Linked DNA regions of Homo sapiens: region 1 is linked to region 2. The links are chromatin loops, found by intact Hi-C in ENCODE. Cell type or tissue: PC-3. All regions are shown on one strand. Links, peaks and the distances in the headings refer to the core of each region. The heading gives the core; the rest is flanking DNA.

The links. Peaks named below come from ENCODE experiments on the same cell type or tissue, not always from the same donor. Only the 100,000 strongest peaks of a DNase experiment are listed, where the experiment ranks them.
Region 1: it touches region 2 in a loop (2.8-fold over the local background); 18 of 110 quality-filtered maps call a loop at or near these places.

The regions. Positions count from the first base shown.
Region 1 is chr1:77,163,346-77,171,345 of GRCh38, reverse strand. PIGK (phosphatidylinositol glycan anchor biosynthesis class K) reads left to right here. Exons shown (of 11, transcript NM_005482.3): 4 at 1,951-2,086; 5 at 4,516-4,627; 6 at 7,404-7,500. Among named protein-coding and RNA genes, the nearest start is that of PIGK, 52 kb to the left of the region's middle. In PC-3, for the core only: no CTCF peak of the experiment used is centred there; no DNase peak of the experiment used is centred there; H3K27ac peaks cover 323 bases.
Region 2 is chr1:77,529,603-77,544,654 of GRCh38, reverse strand. It overlaps AK5 (adenylate kinase 5), which reads right to left. Exons shown (of 14, transcript NM_174858.3): 13 at 8,617-8,808. Among named protein-coding and RNA genes, the nearest start is that of ZZZ3, 150 kb to the left of the region's middle. In PC-3, for the core only: no CTCF peak of the experiment used is centred there; DNase peaks (open chromatin) are centred at 3,964, 4,724, 5,274, 7,664 and 2 weaker places; H3K4me3 peaks cover 1,523 bases; H3K27ac peaks cover 5,634 bases.

The DNA of each region.
Region 1 (8,000 bases), core at 1-8,000, 370 kb after region 2:
CCTGCCTCAGCCTCTGGAGTAGCTGGGACTACAGGCGCCTGCCACCATGCCCGGCTAATTTTTTTGTATTTTTAGTAGAGACAGGGTTTCACTGTGTTAACCAGGATGGTCTCGATCTCCTGACCTCGTGATCCGCCCGCCTCAGCCTCCCAAAGTGCTGGGATTACAGGCGTGAGCCACTGTGCCTGGCCAGAAATATTCATTTTTATATTGCCATTTGGAGGTCAATTCAGTCTTGTTTAACAAAGGAATATATGATTGATATTTATTTAATGTAAATTAATGATCTCAAGTTTTAAAAAAGAGAAGATGTATTTTCTGTTTTAAGAGGAATGACTCACTATTCTGTGAAAATGAATCAGTAACAGCTGAAGATCTGATCTTTGAACGTGACAGGGTTGGAACACTTTCAAAGTAGAAATCTAGCCAATTTTCAAGAAAAATAATGTTTCAGTTTTGAACTTTAATGTATTTGGAACATATGTAGCAGAACATTTTCTTCTTGCTGTCTCCTGCCAAACTAATTACGTATGCCACATTAATTTTTCCCTTATGCTTGGGAAACTCAAGATATGGTAGAATGGAGAATTTCCTGATTGTTACTCACCAGTTTTAATGGTAGAGTGAAGATGAGAAGTATCAAAGAGAGATTTTATTTCCTTCTAAAGAAATTATATGCAAAAATTAAAACATTTCATTCACTTAAAATTATTTACTGAGTACATACTGTATGTCAGGCCCTAGTATGTAGTATGAGTGATACAGTGGTGAACAGGACAGATATAGCCCCTGCCCTCAGAGAGCTTATATCCTAATGGGGGTGGTGGTGATAGGAGATGATGGGGATTTCAGATTCATAGATGTCCTGAAGAAAATAAAACACACAATAAGATAGAGTACCATAGCTAAGGCTGGAATTATATGAAGATCTGGGAGGAGTGAAGTCTAAATTTGGTCAGTAGCCACTTAAGTGGGAAAGGCTTGGCATATTCTAAGAACAGAAAGGCCAGTGTGGAGGTAGCATAGAGAATGTGGGTGGTAGAGGCTGAAGTTGGAGAGACAGAGACCAGATTATATGAGCCTTTTAGATGATGTAAGGAGTTGCAGTTTCTCTCTAAATGCAATGGGGATGCATGGAACTGCAGGTGAACAAAAATAAAAATAAAAAAAGATATAATGGGGAGTCCTTGGAAACTTTTAAGTGGGAACATTTAATAATTTGACTTATTTAAGGAAGATCACTCTGGGGGCTATTAGGAGAATGAACTGAAAGAGGGTGAGAGTAGAAGCAGGATGCCAGGTAGGGAGCTATTCCAGCATCTAGCCAGAAGATGGTGGTTGCTGGTGTTAGGGAAATGGAGTGGATTTGTGGATCTTGTGAGGAGTGATTGGCTTGGAGGTGTGCTCTTGTGCTAAACTGATTGTACTTGCTGATCAGTTGCATGTTTTTATACTCAAGCATTTGGGATTCTGAAAGTTAAATTCTTTGGGACATCATAGTTTAACGTGGACTCTGTAAGTCTTGAGAATGTAAAATTTTACTAAAAAATATTTTTGATGCTTAAGGAAGACAGTTTCTTTAGCTTCCCTTTGCTATGTGGCATAAAGTATACATTGTTCAGAAAAACATTGTAACTTGAAATTCTGTTCATAAGTTTATGCCAGATTGCGCCAATTTCTCTACTTTAAAATGTATCGCACACAAGGATATGAAAAAAATAATTAAAGTGCCTTCATAACTTTATGCCAGATTGCACTAATTTCTCTACTTTAAAATATATAGTACACAAGGATATGAAAAAAATAATTAAATTGCCTTCAACTATGTAGTTGAAAATTTTTTTTTAAGGAGGAGAAAAATGAACACAGTAGCTACATGATATAAATAAATTTGTGTTTAACTTTTTCCTTTTATCTAAATTATATATTTACTGGATTTTTTTTCCCTAGTCACATTGTCCTAATGCTTGCAGATGATATGGCCTGTAATCCTAGAAATCCCAAACCAGCTACAGTGTTTAGTCACAAGAATATGGAACTAAATGTGTATGGAGATGATGTGGAAGTGGATTATAGAAGTTACGAGGTAAATTCTTTAATCTAGCCACATTTTTAAAATGGCATTGTTACTTTTAGGCTCTAAAACAATGGCAGAATAAAATTGTCTTATTATTTTTCTTTAAATTTAATTGTCACTGAAGCCTTGATGTAACTTCTCTGAAGTTCATATTAAGGCAATGATATATAAGTAAAATATTAAAACATGAACATTTTATGTTTTTATCTAGGACAGAAAAACTTTATATTGGCTTCAATGTTAGAGTATTATAGTGAGTTTTCCTGTGTCAACTTTCTTTTACAGTAAATATATTTTATAGTAAATGTGTATTTTTCATATTTGACCTAAAATTCCAAGTTTATTAGTTTTAGTAATTGTATTAATTGTGGAAAAACTATAGTGACTATAGTTTCAATATACTTCCAGTGTTTTTTATGAATATGTGATAAGAAATAAAAATGTAAATGTAAAAAATGGTATTATACTCTATTTTCTCCCTTTGAAACTTCATTTTAAATATAAAAGATTGTGAATACGCTTAATATTTGAAGTCTTCTTTTATGAAGTCTTCTTAGATAATCCTTCCCCTTTTACCAAGCCTACCAAAAGTAAGACACAATTTCCTGTGTGTTCCTAGACCACTTTTGAAGCAATTTTAAAAGCATATCTATCTCCTCCTAGACTGTAAGCTAAGAGGGCCTGTGTCTCATGTATCATATAGCTGGCAAGTACCTAGAGCCTGGTGTTAGGCACTCAAAAATGTTGGCTCATTGAATTAAATATGTATGTTTAACCTTTTACTTGTTTATTTAGTCATATTTTAGGAAAATATAGGCCAAACATTTTCCTTCCTTGTTGGCCAACAAGAATTCCTGTTAAAACAATTAGCATTTTGCTGTCTTGCAGGAAAAATGTAAATCAAACAGTTTACACACGCACAAATGTGTATACATACAATTTATACACTCATGTTCTAGGAAATAGTTGAACAAGAAAACTGGATAGATTTTCTACTTTTTAAATGTAGATATGCATAATATATGACTCAGCTGTTGGCTTTAAATCAGTGTTTTACTCTCTATAACTTTAAATATGCCTTCAAAGAATCCCAGAGGGATAGAAATTCTAGATTGGGAAAATCTCGTTTAAAGTGTTATGAATTTTTTACATGTTAAAGATACCACTAACAAAATCTGAGCAACAAAGTGCATTCAAAAATTAAAGATACGTAATTTTGGGGAAATATATATGGAACTTTTTTTTTTTCTTTTTCAACCTTTATTTTAAATTCAGGGGATATATGTGCAGGTTTGTTACAAAGGTATATTGTGTGATGCTGAGGTTTGGGGTATGATTGAGCCTGTCACCCAGGTAGTGAACATGGAACTATTTTATTTCATGGTTAATCTATAATTGACTAAGTAGTTGTACAGATTAGCTGCAATAATGTAGTTGAATTTATTTAAAAATTCTTATATTTTGTATCTTCCCACAGAATTGCCTATGCAGAGGGATTAATAATTTTTATTTTTTATTTTGCTAGAGCTGGAGTCTTGCTCTGTCACCCAGGTAGGAGTATAGTGGCCATGTCATAGCTCACTGCAGCCTTGAACTCCTGGGCTCAAGTGATCCTCCTGCCTCAGCCTCCTGAGTAGCAGGGACTACAGGTGTGCACCACCTTGCCTGGCTAATTTATTTTATTTTTCCAGAGATGGGGGTCTTACTAGGTTGTCCAGGCTGTTTTTGAACACTTGGCCTCAGGTGATCCTCCTGCCTCAGCCTCCTGAGAAGTTGGAATTACAGGTGTGAGCCATCATGCCCAGCCAGATAAATAATTTTGCAGCTTTTTAGTAGTTTTTAAAGGCAGCACTTCACATAGCATTTAAAGTTTTAAATTCAGAACTTATTTTTCTCCAAGGTAGTTTTACTTTGCTTGTTTTTGTTTTTTGTTTTTTTCTAAGAGACATAGTCTTGCTCTCTTGCCCAGGCTGGAGTGCAGTGGTGAACTCCTGGGCTCAAATGAGCCTTCTGCCTCAGCCTTCTGAGTAGCTAGAACTACAGGAGCATGTTACCATACCTGGCTATTTTAAACATTTTTTGTGTGTGTGCATAGAAATGGGGTCTCACTATGTTGCTTAGGCTGATCTTGAACTCCTGCCCACAAGCAGTCCTCTTGCCTTGCCTCACAAAGTGCTGAGTTGATAGGCATGAGCCACCATGGCCTGCCTTCTTTGTTAGTTTTTAGTACTTTTAAAAATAGTAACAAAGTTACTTGGAGGTATATGTTTAAATGAATATATTTTAATTGAGTTATATAATTTTTGGGTGTTTTATTTTCAGTTGGTGCTGAGTAATATATGGAGAAAGAACAATGAACATTTTTGAAAGTAAAAAGTAATTTGTCAAGATTTCCCAGGTTTTATTTCATCTGATTTTTCTTGTTTTTTCCCCCTTAGGTAACTGTGGAGAATTTTTTACGGGTATTAACTGGGAGGATCCCACCTAGTACTCCTCGGTCAAAACGTCTTCTTTCTGATGACAGAAGCAATATTCTAATTTATATGACAGGTAATTTCATAATTTAGAGTTTTTATAGTAGAGTATATTGAAACTCTTTGAAAAGAAAGGCAAATGGAAAGAAATTTAAACACGTGAAATGATTTTTGGTTAAAATGGTTTCTCATGTAGTTATATTTTCCATAATGTAGAACTATTTGAGATGATATCTGAAAACAGTATAACATTTTGTGCTGTTCCTGATTTTCTTATCTCTATATTTTTTTACTATTGACTTGGTAAACTTAGCACCTTTTGCTTGGTATCCTGCTACAGCATCCTTCAGTTTTGTTCTCCTGCTAATCATCCTGTGAAAGTGTCTAATAGAAATTGCAAATCTGTCCCTCTTCTGCTTAAAACTTTATAATGGTTTTCCATCTCAAATTTTGCTGTACATGAAGATTACCAACTGTAGATACTTAGGCCTTATTTTAGAATTCTTACTTAATTTTCATCTGGGTTGGGATTCATGAAATTGCATTGTGGATATACTCCTCAGATATGAGATACAGTAGTCTTTTGATTATACTTTGAGGAATATTGGAGATAAAGTGTACCATAATATAATATAGTTATCATATGTATTACACATAATAATATATGTAATGATTTAGCTATATTATTTAGTTTGTCTTAGTTCTTAATACTTTTTCTAATTCTCTTCCAAGCTTGAATGTTCTGTCCTTCAAACATTTGTTTAAGCTCTTGCATTTGCTTATGACGTCTTTTCAGTCCACTTTGCCTGCTTGATTATTCCATATGGTTTTAGTTTTAGCTCAGGAGTCACTCCCTTCCATGACTTCCTTTCTAAGTCTAGGGTGACTGATGTTTCCAATTACCTGGGACAGTTGTAGTTTACACCTGTTGTCCCAGTGTTATTATTAATAGTTTCTGCTTTCTCCTTCAGAATTGGTATGAATAACACAGCTTACATTTTTCTTATCTAAAGATATTTCTCTTCTCCTTGGCTGGTCTGGACTTTCCTCTGTGCATGCCCATGTTAATTTTTAGTTTCTTTCATAGCATTTAACTTACTATTACTTTATTGTTTGGGTATCTGTTGCCTTCACTGTATTTTGAATTCCAAGATGTCATTGATTATATATTTCTTGCTTTTTTTTTTTTTTATCACCAGTTGCCTGTCTTGTAGTAGTATTCGGTAAATATGGATGTTAATCAAAAGATGTTCTATAAATTTTTTGGAGGGCATTCCATTCAACTGATGATAAAGCAGGTGCAGAATGATTCTTAGATATCACATGTCAACATAGTTAATGACCCCTACTTAGTGGCTTTTCTCTATCGTGTTGCATTTATTTATAACTTTCAAGGCTTAATTTATAAACTTTATAAATTAACTCAATAGAGTTAATGAAGCCAGGAAAAATTTTATTTTACTTTATCTGAAAATTACAAGGAATTTTCAAGCTTTTATGGCAAACAAGATGAAGTGCAGTTTTTTGTAGCTTAGCTTTATTTGATGTACTAAACTAAAGGATTTATTATTATTATTTTTTGTTTGTTTCCTGATTCTGTTGGAACTCTTTCAGGGTAACTGCAGGCTTGGAACAAATTCCAGTAGTTGAAGATAGGATTTGATAAACTATGGCCTGTGAACTGGCTGCCTGTTTTGGAAGTTTTATTGAAACACAGTTGCATCCATTTGGTTTACACAGTTTCTGTGACTGCTTCCATACTACCACAGCAGAGTTCAGTAGTTGTGCTAGAGACAATATGGCTCACAAGCCAAAAATATTTACTACCTGATCTTTTGTAGAAGGTTGCCAGGGTCTGTAAGAGAATAAAAACGTTGATAATTATGATAATATGATAATAATATTTATGGAGGCATAGTATACGTCAGGCAGTATTCTAAATCATTGTGGCTATTAACTCATTTCATTCTCACAGCAGTGCATTGACTTAGGTGCCGATATTCAAGGTTGCTGTATGTGGTTGTGTGGGTTGTATAGTGCACCCAAGAATCTGGCCAGGGTGTTAAGTGGGAACTGAAATCTCGTATGTGCTTACACTTACTAAGCGATCTGCCCTACCACAGGGTTGTATTCTAATGGAAGGGAGGGATACTTTTTTCTCCCACAAAGGCATAGTCAACTAACCACTTGTAAGCCTGCAGGGCTGCATGTATCCAAGAGGAAGGTGAGGAGACTAGTTTTTTTTTTCTACTTTCATGCCCAGTTGAAAGTACCTTTTAAAAACCTGTGCAAAGCAACTGTATAAGTAAGCTAATGATAGTGTTGCAGATACATTTCTCACTTTATGGCTGAGGAAACTGAAGCATAGAAATATTAAATTATTTTCCTAAACTAACATGGCATAGTTACCATTTGAATCCAGGCAACCTGCCTCTAGATTGCATACAAATAGCACAATCTTCTGCTCCACCTCTTGTAGTAAAAATGTGGGACTAGCTAATGTCTTCAGCTTCTTTCTCATCAAAAATGTTTGCCTGGTATTTGAAACATTTTGTGAATGGAAACTCATTTCTGATATAATAATGGAGCCAGTGGAAGAGCATAAATATAGGTTTCTGTAATTGAATATTAGAAACCCTATTAAAGATATTATATCTGCTATTTTATATAGTCTATCATTCTCTTTTTAATTGGCATAGTAGAAAATTCAATTTGTTTGTTTTCATAGTATACATTTTAGAGTATAAAATAACAAGCGATGTCAAAATGTAATGAATGAAGTAAATGTATATATCTAGATATATGCAGTTTGCATTAAAAAATCTATTGATCTTTTTTACTCTTTATACAAGGGCATGGTGGAAATGGTTTCTTAAAATTTCAAGATTCTGAAGAAATTACCAACATAGAACTCGCGGATGCTTTTGAACAAATGTGGCAGAAAAGACGGTAATTAGCAAATTACTTCTTTTCATAAGCTATATTCATACCTAATTTTCACATGGTTCGTAGATTTGTAATTTTTATTTTTTAAGATTTTTAACTTATTTTGACAATTTCTTTGACTCTTTTAAATTTACATTTGTTATTTCCTCTGAACTGGGTTGTTTTTAAAAGAAAAACTGAGAGTTATTCTATAACATGAAATAGTTAACCTTTTAAGATTCCATCTCTTGTTATTTAGCATCTTTTTTAGAGGAAATAAGTGTCCCTCCAACCAAGTTAGCTATTATTATGGAGATTATGAACATCTGTTTATTTTTCAACTTGTACCTATTCTTTCTAGCTCATTCTTTGGCCCCTAATGTTATAGACGTATTTCTTCTATGGAAAAAAAAATCGCTGAAATTATGATTAGCATAAAATTTGTAACAACTCACATTAAGGATGATTGTTAGTAACCCTTGCTAAGCATCTCTTTAGTTGGAAGCTGTCATGCATATGACTGT
Region 2 (15,052 bases), core at 1-8,000:
GATACGGAGGTAAAGACAGTGGCATGATGATTCTAACCCTGTGTAGGCAGGCCTAGGCGAATGTGTGTGTCTCCATCTCAGTTTTTAAGAAAAAAAGCTTAAAAAGTAAAAAAAAAAAGACTTTTTTTAAAATAGAAAAAAACATAGAATAAGGATATAAAGAAAAAATATTTATGTACGTCTGTACAATGTGTTTGTGTTTTAAACTAAGTTCTATGAAACGGTCAAAAGTGAAAAAATTTTAAAAGCTTATAAAGTAAAAAGGTTATAGTAAGCCAAAGTTATTATTGAAGAAAGAAAAATATTTTACAAATGTAGCATAGCCTAACTGTACAGCATTTATAAAGCCTACAGTAGTATACAGTAACATCCTAGGCCTTCACATTCACTCAGTGACTCATCCAGAGCACCTTCCAGTCCTGAAAGCTGGATTCATGGTAAACACTCTATACAGCAAGTTTACCACTGAAATTTTTTATTCTGTATTCTTACTGTATCTTTGCCATATTTTGATATGTTTAGATACACAAATGGTTACCATTGTCTTACAATTCCCACAGTATTCAATACAGTGACAGGCTGTCGTGTGTAGTAGGCTATACCATCTAGGTTTGTGTTAGTACACTCTCTGATGTTTGCACAATGACAAAATTGCTTAATGATGCATTTCTCAGATCGTATCCTTACTGTTAAATGATGCATGACTGTGTGTGTGTGTGTGTGTGTGTACTCTCACATACACACATAAATATATACAGTCTACTCTCTGTATCCAAAGTTCTGCACCTGCAGATTCAACTAACCGGAGATGGAAAATATTCCCTCCATTGTCCCTGCTCTTACCTCGCATGGAATCTGGCCAGCATCCCAATACAGCTTCCCAGCTTCCTACGAAAATACTCCTGAAGACCCCCATAAATGAGAATAGTCACAAGAATTCTGAAAACTTGGACTGCTCCCTATCGCCAGTGGTTCATGTCTATGGTCCCAGCTACTTGAGAGGCTGAAGTGGGAGTATTACTTGGGCCCAGGGAAGTTGAGGCTGCAATGAGCCGTAATTGCACCACTGCAAACCCGACTAGGCAACACAGAGAGACCCTGTCTCAAAACAAACAATAAAAAAAAAATAGAGCAATGTTTACTGACTTTTGGTAGAAAAATAATTATTATGACTTAAATTATGTCCAGTCAAACTGTCATTTGTGTGTGAAGCCACTATAATGGCATTCTCAGATATTCAATGAGAAATTGAACTCAAAATTAGTTGAGTTACTTTAGCCAACTGAAAGAAGAATCAAAATTAAGAATTTAGTACAGAGAATTCAAGGTATACAAGTAATTTTGGGTTTTCCTTTACTTGTGTTAGACTCCAAACTTGGGGATCCAGTCAGTTATGAATTACCCAGTAGATTTTGCAACCAAGCGGTGAAATGTGACCTTATGGTACCTTCTGCTTCCACTTTCCTCAGTAATACCAGAAACTGCAGAAACTTCTCACTCTTCTTGCCTCAATTCATAGGGCTTCTCCTGACAGCATGGTGACCAGAACAATGTGGACCATTGCATTTCAGGACCTAATGGAAACGGTCAAACTATTTACAAAGTTGAGACACTGCAGCAGCAGAATTGCTGAGGAAAAAAGCTTATTATCTCCTCTACAAAAGCAGAGTTGCCAAGGAACTTGATTGTCTGTCTGCAAAACTCATGTTTAATGAGTCACTGGGCTCTCTTTTTATTTTTTTAATCAGTTAAGAGTAGCAAATAACGCAGGGACAGAAATAATCTGTTACCAGGCCCTCTTCATCTATGGCCTGGGGTGTTTCTGGGCTAATTATGCCATGAACAAAATGTATATAAAAATGGAAAAAAACCAAAATGTACGGAAATATATCATAATGTTCATTGGTGATTATCTTTGGGTGGAATAATTCTCAATAATTTTAATGTTTACCTTTATAGTCTTAAATTTTCTAGTTTGTTTCTTTTTTAAACAATGTGTAGTTGTTACTTATACTTAGGAAAAAAAGAGGCTTTAAATATCATTTGATACAATTCTGCCTATGCCACTTGAGATAGCTATTTCTGTGGTTTCTCTCAGCTCACAACGAGCCCTTCTCTCTGGGTATTCCTTGTCCTCCATCTGCTTCACAGGGAAGAGTCCCAGGTAACCATGTTTATATCAGTCAGGTCCTAATTCAAATGCTACCTCCTCAGACTTTCCAAACAGCTGCCCACAGTGCTCACTCCCAACAATGCATTCTGTTTTGTTTTATCCACAGAACTTGTTAGTGGTTGCTTTATTTTCTTGTATACGGTTTTGCTCTTTTTTTTTGAGACCGAGTCTCGTTTTGTCATCCAGGCCAGAGTGCAGTGGTGTGATCTTGGCTTACCGCAACCTCCGCCTCCCAGGTTCAAGTAATTCTCGTGCCTCAGCCTCCTCAGTAGCTGGGATTACATATGCGCACCACCACGTCTAGCGAATTTTTATATTTTTAGTAGAGACATTTGCCATGTTGGCCAGGCTGGTCTCGAACTGCCGACCTTGTGATCTGCCTGCTTTGGCCTCCCAAAGGGCTGGGATTACAGGTGTGAGCCACCGTGCCTGGCCTGTTTTTCTCTTTTCAGTGAGGGGCTTTGTCACGTTGACTGCTGTGTCCCCAGCACCAAGTGTCGTGTCCCACACATACCATATGCACTCAATAAAGTACAGAAAAAAATAAAAAAGCCCCCTGTGACCCCAGCTGCCTGTCCACAGCTAAGAGAGCCAAGGAGACCCTGAGCAAAGCAAGGCCAACCACATCATTTCTCTCAGGAATCTGGAGCTGGGAATCAGAGTGCCGTGGTAATGTGCAAATGCGAAAGCTGTCAGGTGGGCATATTCTGGCTTATAAGCCAGAGAAAGAAAAAAAACCCAGCTTAGAGAGAAGGAAACGGTGTTTGTGAAGCAGTAGGGAGCACTGTGAGCCTTTTAGGCCTGATCCCACACGCCTTCTAGGGCCTGCTGTGCCTCAGCCTTGAGTCTTCTAACCTTATAATGAAGTTCTGTGTTTCAGGTTAGGCCAGCGGGAGTTGGCACCTGCTACCTACAACCACAGAGTCTGGCTCAGTATTACCTACAATCACAATCATGTTTTTAAAATTCACAGCAAAAAGATGTGGTGAAAACGCCCCACAATGTTTGCCTCTGAGTGGTGGGACTACCTAGTTTTCTACATTTTCTTTGTTTCTTTTTTCTTTTTTTGGAAACAGGATCTCGCCAGTTGAGTGCAGTGGCACTATCTTGGTTCACTGCAGCCTCAACCTCCTGGGCTCAAATAATCCTCCCACCTTAGTCCCCTGAGTGGCTGTGACCACAGATGTGTTCCACCACGCCTGGCTAACTTTTGTATTTTTTGTAGAGATGGGTTTTGCCATGTTGCCCAAGATAGTCAAGAACTCCTAGGCTCCTGGCTGGGCGTGGTAGCTCACGCCTGTAATCCCAGCACCTTGGGAGGCCAAGGCAGGCAGATCACAAGGTCAGGAGTTCGAGACCAGCCTGGCCAACATAAGAGAAACCCCATCTCTAATAAAAATACAAAACATTAGCTGGGTGTGGTGGTGGGTGCCTGTAATCCCAGCTACTCATGAGGCTGAGGCAGAAGAATGGCTTGAACCCAGGAGGTGGAGGTTGCAGTGAGCCAAGATTGCGCCATTGCATTCCAGCCTGGGTGACAGAGCGAGACTCCATCTCTAAAAAAAAAAGAAACAAACAAAAAAAAACTCCTAAGCTCCAGTGACCCACACTCTCCTTGGCTTCCCAAACTGCTGTGATTATAGACATGTGCCACCACACCTGACCAGTTTTCTATATTTTATAAAGCAAGTATGTGTTACTTTTATAATAATAGACTTGGTCAATTCTAGTAGATCGTGTTCTATCCACTTTAGGAAGAAGAACTGAGAGGTGAAGCAGTAAAATGACTCACCGAAGTTGATGAAAGTGTGCCTGGGGCTTTCTGATGCACAGGCCCATATTCCCCCCGCCATCCCCCAGGGAGTCTTTGGCTGGTAACTGTGCTTTTCATCCCCAAATGCTACATTTCAGTTACTTATGGCCATAATAAATTATCTCACTAAGGTGAAAGAAAACTTCTTCTTGTAGGCTAATTCTAGTCAGTTGGGGGTGATGGTCCATACGGCTGTGTTGAGCAAGTTTCTGAGACAGCATTCAGACTTGGTAGGAAGTGCCATGACTGGCGAACGCTGCCTGGCCCAAGTGTAGTGAGGTGGGGAATGAAATGGAGGAAAGTTCTGTTCTAATTCTTTCTCAGATGCAGGGCAAACCTCTGCTTTATGAGAGGGAGAAAAACAGGCAGAAAGGGATACACCTGTATCACATGTACTTCCATCTCTGGTGTGCACGTTACAAGAAGTTCTAACTTTATTGTACAAGGATGGCATTATGATGACATAAAGAATAAGGGAGTGGCTGTATAAATTCTGCTTTGCTTTAAAAATTATCTTTGTTTGAAATTTTGCTGCACTTTCCTTAGCTAGCTGGTGGCCAAAGGGCTGACTTGTCATGGAGTGGGGGATGGAGGGTGTCAGATGATGGGTTCAATGTCAGCATTGCTGGGTAGAGGCCTGAGGGCGGTGCTTGTGGCCTATTTGTGGGCTGCATGGGTTGGCCCCCCCTGTGGCTTTAATTCCTAAATAAATCTCACAGAACTGCTGATTCATCTCACTTGCTTTCTTGAAGTGCATTCACCAGCCCCACCTAGTTTTAAGAAAGCTCCTTAAGTGACCCAGAGGTCCTCTTGGGTGAGCAGCCCTGTCTTGGGTCCAGTAAAACAACAGGGAGGAGGGGCAAACAATCCAAACAGCATCACAGGAGCAGGCCACAAGCTGTTACTTAGGAACCAAGGGAGATTAAGCTGATGCAGGAGGACTGGGCAAAAACCCAGAGGCCAGACAACAGAGTGGGCCAGTGGCTTTCTCCCTCTCCAGCGGCAAACAATCCTGTCCCCTCCCCTGCTTCTCCTGCAGTCCCCGCTCTTGTCACCCTAGCTACTGGCAAACCCCACGGGTACCTGCAGACAAATCTCAGCTTCCTGGGCCCAGCACACACTGTTTCTATGCTAGGTGTGTAGGGAGGACTGTTCATCTTTGCAGCTGTGTGGGTAGGGGATGGCCCTGGGCAGGGGCAGTGGGATGAAGCAGCCTCCCTGAGACTCTCTGGGAGTCCTGAAGGCTGAAGCTCACGCTGCTCTGCAGTCCGGGCTGGAGAGGTTTTACATATTTGTGCAGTGGATCATAATGTTACCTCACCACGCACCCAGCAGCCAGCATCTCCAAAATGCAGGGGAAGTTGAAGAGATGAGCCAGGGGACTGCAAACCTCTTTTCCACCATTAAATAAAATTTGTAGGAGGCCATTGGTTTGGACTAGGCTCCCGTTCTGGGCCCAACAGGCCGAACCAACGTGGAGTCATCCGTGCTAAATGAAACAAACAACTTGGATGTACACACTGTAACAGATGGCTGAGTTTTGGTAGTTCCAGCAGCTGAGCTTAAGTCAATAGTAGGTAGCCAGCTGATTCACATAAGGCTGTAACTAATTAACCTCAGTTCCTCACTTCTGTTTTCTAAACATAAATATTGCTTGACCATGTGGCTTATTCTTCAAACATTTTTCTGGTCCTGAGGTCTGCCCAATTCTAGAATCATGAATAAAAGCCAATGAAGATCTTTAAATGTGTTGTAATCTGGTCTTTTGGACACCACTAACTTAGAAAGCTCTAAGGAAGATTCCAGAAATCAGATTTGTCTGAGAACTCAACCCTGTACTCACGAGCAGTCATTTGTGAGTTTGTAGAATTCAGGTTGGAATAATACAACAGAGAGCTAAGAGGGATTTTCCAACTCTAAAAGTGGTTAAATCCTGAATTACTTAGGAATTTTCCCACCTTTACAAATCTTAAAAGTGGAAGAAATACCTTTCTTTTTTTTAATTTTTTTTTTTATTTTTTGAGACAGGGACTCTCTGTCACCCAGGCTGGAGTGCAGTGGTGTGATTTCAGCTCACTGCAACCTCTGTCTCCTGGGTTCAAGCAATTCTTCTGCCTTAGCATCCTGAGTAGCTGGGATTACAGGCACGCGCCACCACACCAGGATTTTTTTTTTTTTTAATGTTCCAGGCTGCTCAAAAGGTGGAAATCACTAGACAATCTAATTTTGGAAAGGCCTTTGCAGCCCTGAATTCTTAAGACATTGCTCTTATATAACAAAAACACTTTTGTTTATGTTTTTTTTTTTTGTTGTTGTTGTTGTTTTTTTTTGAGAGACAGTCTTGCTCTGTTGCCCAGGCTGGAGTGCAGTGGTGCGATCATGGCAAACTGCAGCCTTGACCTCCCAGGCTCAAGTGATCCTCCCATTTCAGTCTCCCAAGTAGCTGGGACTGCAGGCATATACCACCAAGTCCAGTTAATTTTTGCATTTTTTGGAGAGACAGGGTCTCGAAATGTTGCCTAGGCTGGTCTTCAAACTCCTGGACTCAAGTAATCCTCCTGTCTTGGCCTCCCAAAGAACTGGGATAACGGGTGTGAGCCATTGCACTTGGCCCTGTTATTAAAGATCGAAGTCTTTATTTTTAAAATGTGGCAGCCAGAGGTTATATAAAGCACAACAAATAAGTCTCAGGTTGCACATCAAGTCCTATTAATTGGCAGTAGCTGCCTGGAGTGCTGTGTTGACAAACATTCTCAGGCCACACCTGCTGACTGAGAAACAGTGCTGGGATCAACTAGCAATGGCCATGGATGTGGAAGTAGGGGATTATGTCTCTCATGCCACATATTTGACACTCAGTTAAATGCAGAGGCATCTTTCAGACTTCTATACCCAGTGTTTCTTAGGATTCTGGAAAGCGGACCATTAACAGAGTTAGAAGATAAGAATTCATTATCAATGGTTTTCCCCCAAGGAATCAGTAATGTAGCTTCCTCAGAGACAAGTTTGTTATTTATTGATGATGTCTCTTATCCTGTGAACAGCAAGAGATCCCACTCTCCCTTCTCCAGTTCGAGTACTCAGGATTTTGTTCCTGGACAAAAGCTCACTCTGTCATCCTTATGGATTTGTTCCTGGATACTGTTCTAGCCTCTCAGTGGTCTCCTAGCCTTACCTTCTTGCATCCATTCCCCATAAGGATGATGGATTGAGCTTTCTAGATTGAAATCCTGATTATTCCTGCCCCTTTGGTAGTTCCCATCACTCAGAGGACAATTATTTGCTCCTACATATGATCCATCTTGATCTAGTCCTTGCTTGCCTCTCCATCTCCATCTCTTAACCCTCTTTTCCTTGGCACTTTATGTCACAGCCTCGTGGAGTTACTTGGTTTTCCTGACCTTCTCCACTTGGGGCTTCTCTGGTGTGGCGTGCACCCCCGCTTCAGAGACTCAGCCGAGTCCTCCTCAGGCCACCTTCCTGGATCCTTTCCTTTCCCCTTACACTGGAGGAAAGGGCCCTTGCCACACATTCTGTGCTTGCTTTGATCTCATTGTGTGATCACACGTTTGTCTCTCTCTCCTACTGAAACCCTAAGCTTTGCAAGGATTCAAGAATCTTATTTATTTGCATCCAAACCACTAGTGCAATTGATGGACTATGGGTTCCTGATACATAGTTATGGGATGAGTGGAAGGATGAGGACTGGGCAGTTTTCCCAAATTCATAAAACTGATGGTGACTCAGCAGAGAGCTCATGATCACTAGGTTGATACACTCATTTCCTCACACTATCTTCATTGTTTTACTTAATTACCTGCTCTCCTGGCCCCATATGCAGCTTCTTCTAAAAATGTTGGTTATCACAAGAAATTGAGGCAAAGGAGCCAAGAGCCAATTGTGAACGATGTAAAATTATAGAAATTCAAAGTCATTGAATCTTAGCTCTAGTGAATAATCTCACAGTCCAGAGTCAGTGGCAGAGCCTACGTCTCATCTATGCCTCCCTCCCTCCCTGCCTTCTTCCCTTCCTCTCTCCCTCTCTCTCTTTTTTGGGAAAAAGGAGTTGTTTTCAGCAACTATAAGGGGATCTGTGAAAATTATATGACCACCTTTTTATGGTCTATATGACGACAGATATTTAATTTTGATTGAAATAGAAGTGAAGAGTAAGGGATTCATAATTTGGTCCAAATTCTTGTTGTTGTTTTCTTTGAGACAGGGTCTTGCTCTGTTGCCCAGGCTGGAGTGTAGTGGCACAATCTCAGCTCACTACAGCCTCCACCTCTGGGGCTCAAGCAATCCTCCCACGTCAGCCTCTTGAGTAGCTGGGATTATAGGCATGTGCCACCATACCCAGCTAATTTTTTGCAGAGGCAGGGGTCTCACTATGTTGCTTAGGCTGGTCTTGAACTCCTGGGCTCAAGCAATACACCCGCCTTGACTTCCCACAGTGTTGGGATTACAGGCATAAGCCACTGTGCTGGGCCTTTTGGCCCCAGTGCTGCAGCTGCACAGAGTTCTAATTCCCAGATCCCTTAACTAAAATGTTCTCAGCTTTTTCTCTTTTCTTGGAAAAAAAAAAAAAAGGTAAGCGGCTCATTTCAGAGGAGAAAGTGAAGTGACTCGCCTTGTGTAGCTGTGTTTTTGTCTCGTAGTAGGCGATCACGGGGATGGACGCTCGGTAGTAGGCTTCTAGGCGCTTGGCGATGGTCTTGGTGGTGTCGTCCACAGGCAGGCTGCTCCGGCTCCTTTGGAGAAGGCGGTTGGTCATGGTGTCTGCCGAGCAGTCCATACAGATCACCAACTGTGGGTCTCCAATCTGGAGATGGGAGTGGAGCACAACACAGTCAGAAACCTCACCCTGCTGATGTTCTGGAAAGGCCCAGGGCCTCTGGTTTTTCCTTTCTTGGCCTTCTGGTTCCCTTCAAGGTCCCAGCATTACACTATGGTGCAGCTGGGACTGGACTCCATAGCTCCCCCCTTCCAGGTCAGTTCCCTTCTACACACTGCCTCAGAGCTGTCTCTTGCCCTCAGCTTTTAGGCCACCTCACGTGATGCAGACGAGTATATGCCACCCACTGCAGCCACTGTCTGTCTTCTTCTGCACTGAGAAGAAAGGAGTATGTATGTGTGAGGGGGTGTTTCCTCTAATGTGAAGCCTTTCCTGACCACCTGAGGCACAGCTAATCACTTCTCCTTCAAGCCACCGTGATATAACAGCCACAGGTGGCATTCTGTGGCTGTGCCTGTACTGTGTCAGGTGAGTGGGGCATAATGCTTTAGCACACAGAGGCTGGAATCAGGCTGCTTAGGGTCAAACCCTGGTGTCATGACTTGTCTCCAGGATGGGCTTCATCAATTCGTTATCTCACTTTACTTGTAAGCTACTCTCCCACTGAGACACAGAAACACCTTGAATCTGACCTGTAACTATTTTGACCAACAGACTGTAGCGGAAATAATGTCCATGCTTTTAGAGTCTAGGTCACAAGAAAGTTTGCAGTTTCTGTCTGGTTTTGTGGAACACTTGCTGCAGTGGGGAGTCCGCTGCCATCTAAGATGTCCAACTATCCTGAGACTGCCAGGCTGAGAGGAAGCCCAAGTTAGCCATGTGGAGAGGCCATGTGGACGGAGATGCCCTACCAGCCCCCAACTGTTTTAGATATCCCAGCCCTGGCTCCAGACATGGATCTCAGCCCCAGCCACTGTCTGAGTGCAATTGCATAAGGAACCCCAAGTGAGAACCAGCCCGCTGAGCCCCATAACTTCCAGAACCACGAGAGATAATAACAAATTGTTCTTTAAAGTTTTTATTTTCTTTTCTTTTGTAAGAGATGGGGTCTCGCTCTGATGCCCAGGCTGGAGTGCAATGGCTATTCATGGCATAATTATAGTGCACTATACAGTCTTGAACTCCTGAACTCAAGTGATCCTCTTGCCTCAGCTTCCGGAGTAGCTGGGGCTACACACACATGCCACTGTGCCAGACTTACATATTGTTCATTTAAACTGACTTCCTCATTAACTAGAAGTCTGACTCAACTTCTCTGCATCTGAGTCTTCTCATTCATACAATGAGGATGATCATAGGATTGCTGTGAGGATGAAATAAAATTAAATAAGGTAACATACGTATGCTCCTTGGCATACAGCAGACACTCACTAACGATTCACTGTTACGCTTATTTCCTCTATGAGGCTTAGGTTCCCCGTGTGCAGGGATTAAGAATTCTCTGCTCCTAGTCCCAAGTCTTGCACACAGTAGGTGATGAAGAAATGTTTTAATGAATGAGTGATGGTGGTATGATCTGTGTTATGAGTCTCCCCATCTCCATATCCTTCTCTTAAATGTTCTTTTGTCTCTGGGACATGCTTACTTTGCATCCTCCTCCAACCCTGGATCAGAGGAAACCATTACTCCCCCTGACCTTGCCACATTCGAGCTGTGAGTAAATGAAGGCTTGCCACCACTGTAGAAAGTGTGTGGGGTGGGATGAGAACAAAGTTCAGTCAAGAAGAGGATGTTTAGGCAACACGGAGAACTCGTAATATCGTGAGTTGCCAGACAGTGTTGGTCAAACATTTATCTACCTCCTCTGAGGGGTGTACTTTAAGGAACAGAGTGGAAACATTCTCCAAAATCGACAACAGTGCAATAAACCTCTGGAATAGGTCATGCGACTTTTCTGTCTGTATTAATTGGAAGGAAAAAAAAAAAGAGCATTTGTGCAGCAAGAAAGGCTGGGTGAGGGTTTAGGAAAAAAATGACCCTTGTTCACCAGCAGAGGGCGAGCTTGGGAGGCGGCTTAATGTTCTCCCTGAAACAACTTTGGGTTAGGGTTGCATGAGACAGCCAGGCGATTTTTCCAATTGTGGGGTTATTTTCAGGCCATTTGTGGGGACAGGAAAGATAATTCAGGGACACAGGTACAAACAGAGATTATATGTCACTGAGCAGGAGCCGGCAGCAAATGACCTTTTAGACCAAAATAAGCACGGGGCAGAGAGGTAGCTTTTTCTTCCACACTGATTCCCAAAGTGTGGCCCACGGACCAGCAGCATGTCATTTGGAAGCTTGTTAGAAATATAGACTCTCAGGCACAACACGCGACCTGCTGAAGCAGAATCTGTTTTTTTTTTTTTTTTTTTTTTTTTTGGTGACAGAGTCTTGCTCTGCAGCCTAGGCTGGAGTGCAGTGATGTGATCACTGCAACCTCTGCCTCCCAGGTTCAAGCAATCCTCCTGTCTTAGCCTCCCAAGTAGCTGGGATTACAGGTGTGCACCACCACACCCGGCTAATTTTTGTATTTTTAGTAGAGACGGGGTTTCACCATGGTGGCCAGGCTGGTCATGAACTCCTGACCTCAAGTGATCCACCCACCTCAGCCTCTCAAAGTACTGGGATTACAGGTGTGAGCCACCGCACCCAGCCTAGAGTCTGCATCTTAACCAGATCCCTAAGTGAGTCTTCACAGCATCATAGTTTGAGAAGCTACTCTGACAAGCCATTTTCCTGTGCCAAAACTAGGGGGTTTGACCTAACCTCTCTCTCCTGGAATCAGCACTCTCTTCCTATATAAAAAGCTATCGATCAGTTATTCTATTTGGAAGTGACCTGAACCATTTGTTTTTAATACCTAAAATTTTTTGAAATGTTTCAATGAGATACCATCTAATTTTTTTCAAAATGCTTCGCTATGTATCATTAGAAAGTCCCTTGGAGTAGCTGTCTGGTTCCTAGCTCTGCTCTTGTTTTCACCGGACTGTGGTTAGTCTTCAACATCAAGTAAGCAGACGAGCAGAGAACTCTGCCCTTGGCTGAATGAATCAGAGACTTGGGGACATTGGCCTGCCCCCAACATCACCCTGCTGGCACCCTGGGGCTCTGGCACCAGCCTCACCGGATTCTCCATGGCCTTTGGTTTTCAGGGGACCTTAGTTAGAGCACAAGTGCCCTTGGAAGGGCTGCTGAGATGCCATCAGCAACATTTCAGCAGCTGGCTATGCTTCACTGTGCTAAGGGCTTTACAAACAGCCATCCCATAAGCCCTCTGGCGCTCTTGCCGGGAAGTATGATTATTCCCACTTTAAGGATGAGGAAATGGAGGCCCTCAGAGGTTAACCTTCCCAAGGTCACTAGGGACTAGTGAGTGACAGGCCTGAAGCAGATACATGTAACCCCAAAGCTTGGTGACCTCACCCTGATGGAGAGAGCCAACGCCTTCAGAATGAAGTTTGGGCAAGAAGCTGAGTGGGCCAAATGGAACCAGGAGAGGGGGGTGGGGCCGTGGGAAAGGGAGCGAGTGGGGTGGGGTGCCTACTCACTTATTTTATTTTTCAGAAGCTGCCTCTGCTGCCTCTTGGGATCTAGTGGGACTGAGAGGTGACAGCATGCTGGCAGCCCTCACAGCCCCCGCTCGATGTCAGCGCCTCCTCCGCCTTGGCGCCCACTCTGGCCGCGCTTGAGGAGCCCTTCAGCCCGCCGCTGCACTGTGGGAGCCCCTTTCTGGGCTGCCCAAGGCCGGAGCCGGCTTCCTTAGCTTGCAGGGAGGTGTGGAGGGAGAGGCGCAGGCGGGAACCGGGACTGTGCGCAGCGCTTGCAGGCGCGTGCGCAGAGCTCCAGGTGGGCGTGGATTCCGCGAGCCCCGCACTCGGAGCGGCCGGCCGGCCGGCCGGATGGCCGCAGGCAGTGAGGGGCTTAGCACCTGGGCCAGCAGCTGCTGTGCTCGATTTCTCGCCGGGCCTTAGCTGCCTCCCCGCGGGGCAGGGCTCGGGACCTGCAGCCCCCGCCATGCCTGAGCCTTCCCCCCCACCTCCCCCTGGTCTCCTGCGCGGCACCAGCCTCCCCGACGAGCGCAGCCCCCTGCTCCACGGCGCCCAGTCCCATCCACCCTGAGGAGTGCGGGCGCAGGGCGCGGGACTGGCAGGCAGCTCCACCTGTGGCCCAGTGCAGGATCCACTGGGTGAAGCCAGCTGGGCTCCTGAGTCTGGTGGGGACTTGGAGAACCTTTATGTCTAGCTAAGGGATTGTAAATACACCAATCGGCACTCTGTATCTAGCTCAAGGTTTGTAAACACACCAATCAGCACCCTGTGGATAGCTCAGGGTTTGTGAATGCACCAATCAACACTCTGTATCTAGCTACTCTGGTGGGGACTTGGAGAACCTTTGTGTCCACACTCTGTATCTAGCTACCCTGGTGGGGACTTGGAAAACTTGTGTCTAGCTCAGGGATTGTAAACGCACCAATCAGCACCCTGTCAAAACGGACCAATCAGCTCTCTGTAAAATGGACCAATCAGCAGGATGTGGGTGGGGCCAGATCCTAGCCTGCAGTGGCAACCCGCTGGGGTCCCCGTCCACACTGTGGAAGCTTTGTTCTTTTGCTCTTTGCGGTAAATCTTGCTACTGCTCACTCTTTGGGTCCACACTGCCTTTATGAGCTGTAACACTGCGAAGGTCTGCAGCTTCACTCCTGAGCCAGCGAGACCACGAACCCACCAGAAGGAATAAACTCCGAACACATCCGAACATCAGAAGGAACAAACTCCGGACACGCTGCCTTTAAGAATGGTAACACTCACCGCGAGGGTCCACGGCTTCATTCTTTAAGTCAGTGAGACCAAGAACCCACCATTTCCGGACACAGGACCACACTCATCCTTGCACCCCTCAGGGCATGAGGGCAGCCCACCAGCACAAGGACATGAGCATTGTGGACTGTGATCATGGTTTTGCTTTGGTCATTCCAGCAAGTGGAGCGGGAGGAGAAGTTTGCCCTCCTGCCCTCTGACTCCACCCCCACCTTAGTTTTCTTCTGATTAAGTCAGAATGGGGGTTAGGCCACGTTTACCAGTGGGCAGGAGCTCTCCATGCCATCCAGGAACTCTTTGTTGAGAATAACAACTATCTTATTCTTGGTGTATGCCTCAGTTTCCTCATTTAAAAATGAGGATAATAATAGTATTTGACTCACAGGACTATTGTGAGGGTTAAATGAGTTTGTACATGTAAAGCGCCTGACTCACTTCAAACACTACATAAATGGGAGCTAATGTTATTTAAGGTGGGCTTTGCAACATAGTCATCCTTTTGACCTGTAAAGTATCCCACTGGTCAGATTTAGGTCTAGAAAGAGTCAGCGGCCTCACTCAGGCTTTTAGCCTAAGTCGCATGCTACAGCATGTTTACCAGAGTCTCCCTGTGCTGGCAGGAAAGGGCCCTGGCTGAAAAGAAAGTGGCATGCCTATTTCTCATTTGCTCTCACCTTGAGGTATGTCCCCTTGGGGGAACCTCACTAGAGGAGGAATATCTGGGTCATTCCAGCATTCCTGAATACACAACCCTAATGATAGTAATACTACTCAATTGATATATAACTTCTCCCCCCACACACCATTACGCAGCTCTAAGTTCTGCAGTGAACCGGGAATCAGAAGAGAGCAGAAACATCTCAAGTGAAAAATCCTATGTGGCCTCCAGGGCTCCCCACAATTCTAAACAACTAGAACACACCAACTGGACATTCCCTTGGCCAGACTCAAACTTTGTGTATGTGTGCATATGTGCACGTGTGTGTGTGTTAAGAGCTCATTCTGAAGATTAGAATACACTTATAAACAGAAACACTGGTTCTGTCAATGAAGTGTCATGAGATAGTTGAGAGTAGTAAGGCAGAGGGATCACTGTGAAGCCATCATTCCCACCTCCACGAGAGTTATGTACATATTCTGGCTAAAGGCAGAATTTCAGCTAAGAGTCTTTTGGGAGGGAAAAGCCAAGAGCAAACCCATGCATTCTACTTCTATTAATATGACTTCTGTTAATATGACTTCCATTAATATGATTTCTGTTAATATGACTTCCATTAATATGACTTCTGTTAATATGACTTCCATTAATATGACTTTTGTTAATATGACTTCTGTTAATATGTGGTTAATTTGGCTGATGTTGAGTATGAGATTGGCTTAATACAGGAAAGCATTTCAATTTCACACCAGGGAGTCAGGCTAAGCACAGAGCCCTTCTCAAGATGGTAAGAATCTATAAAATGGCTCAC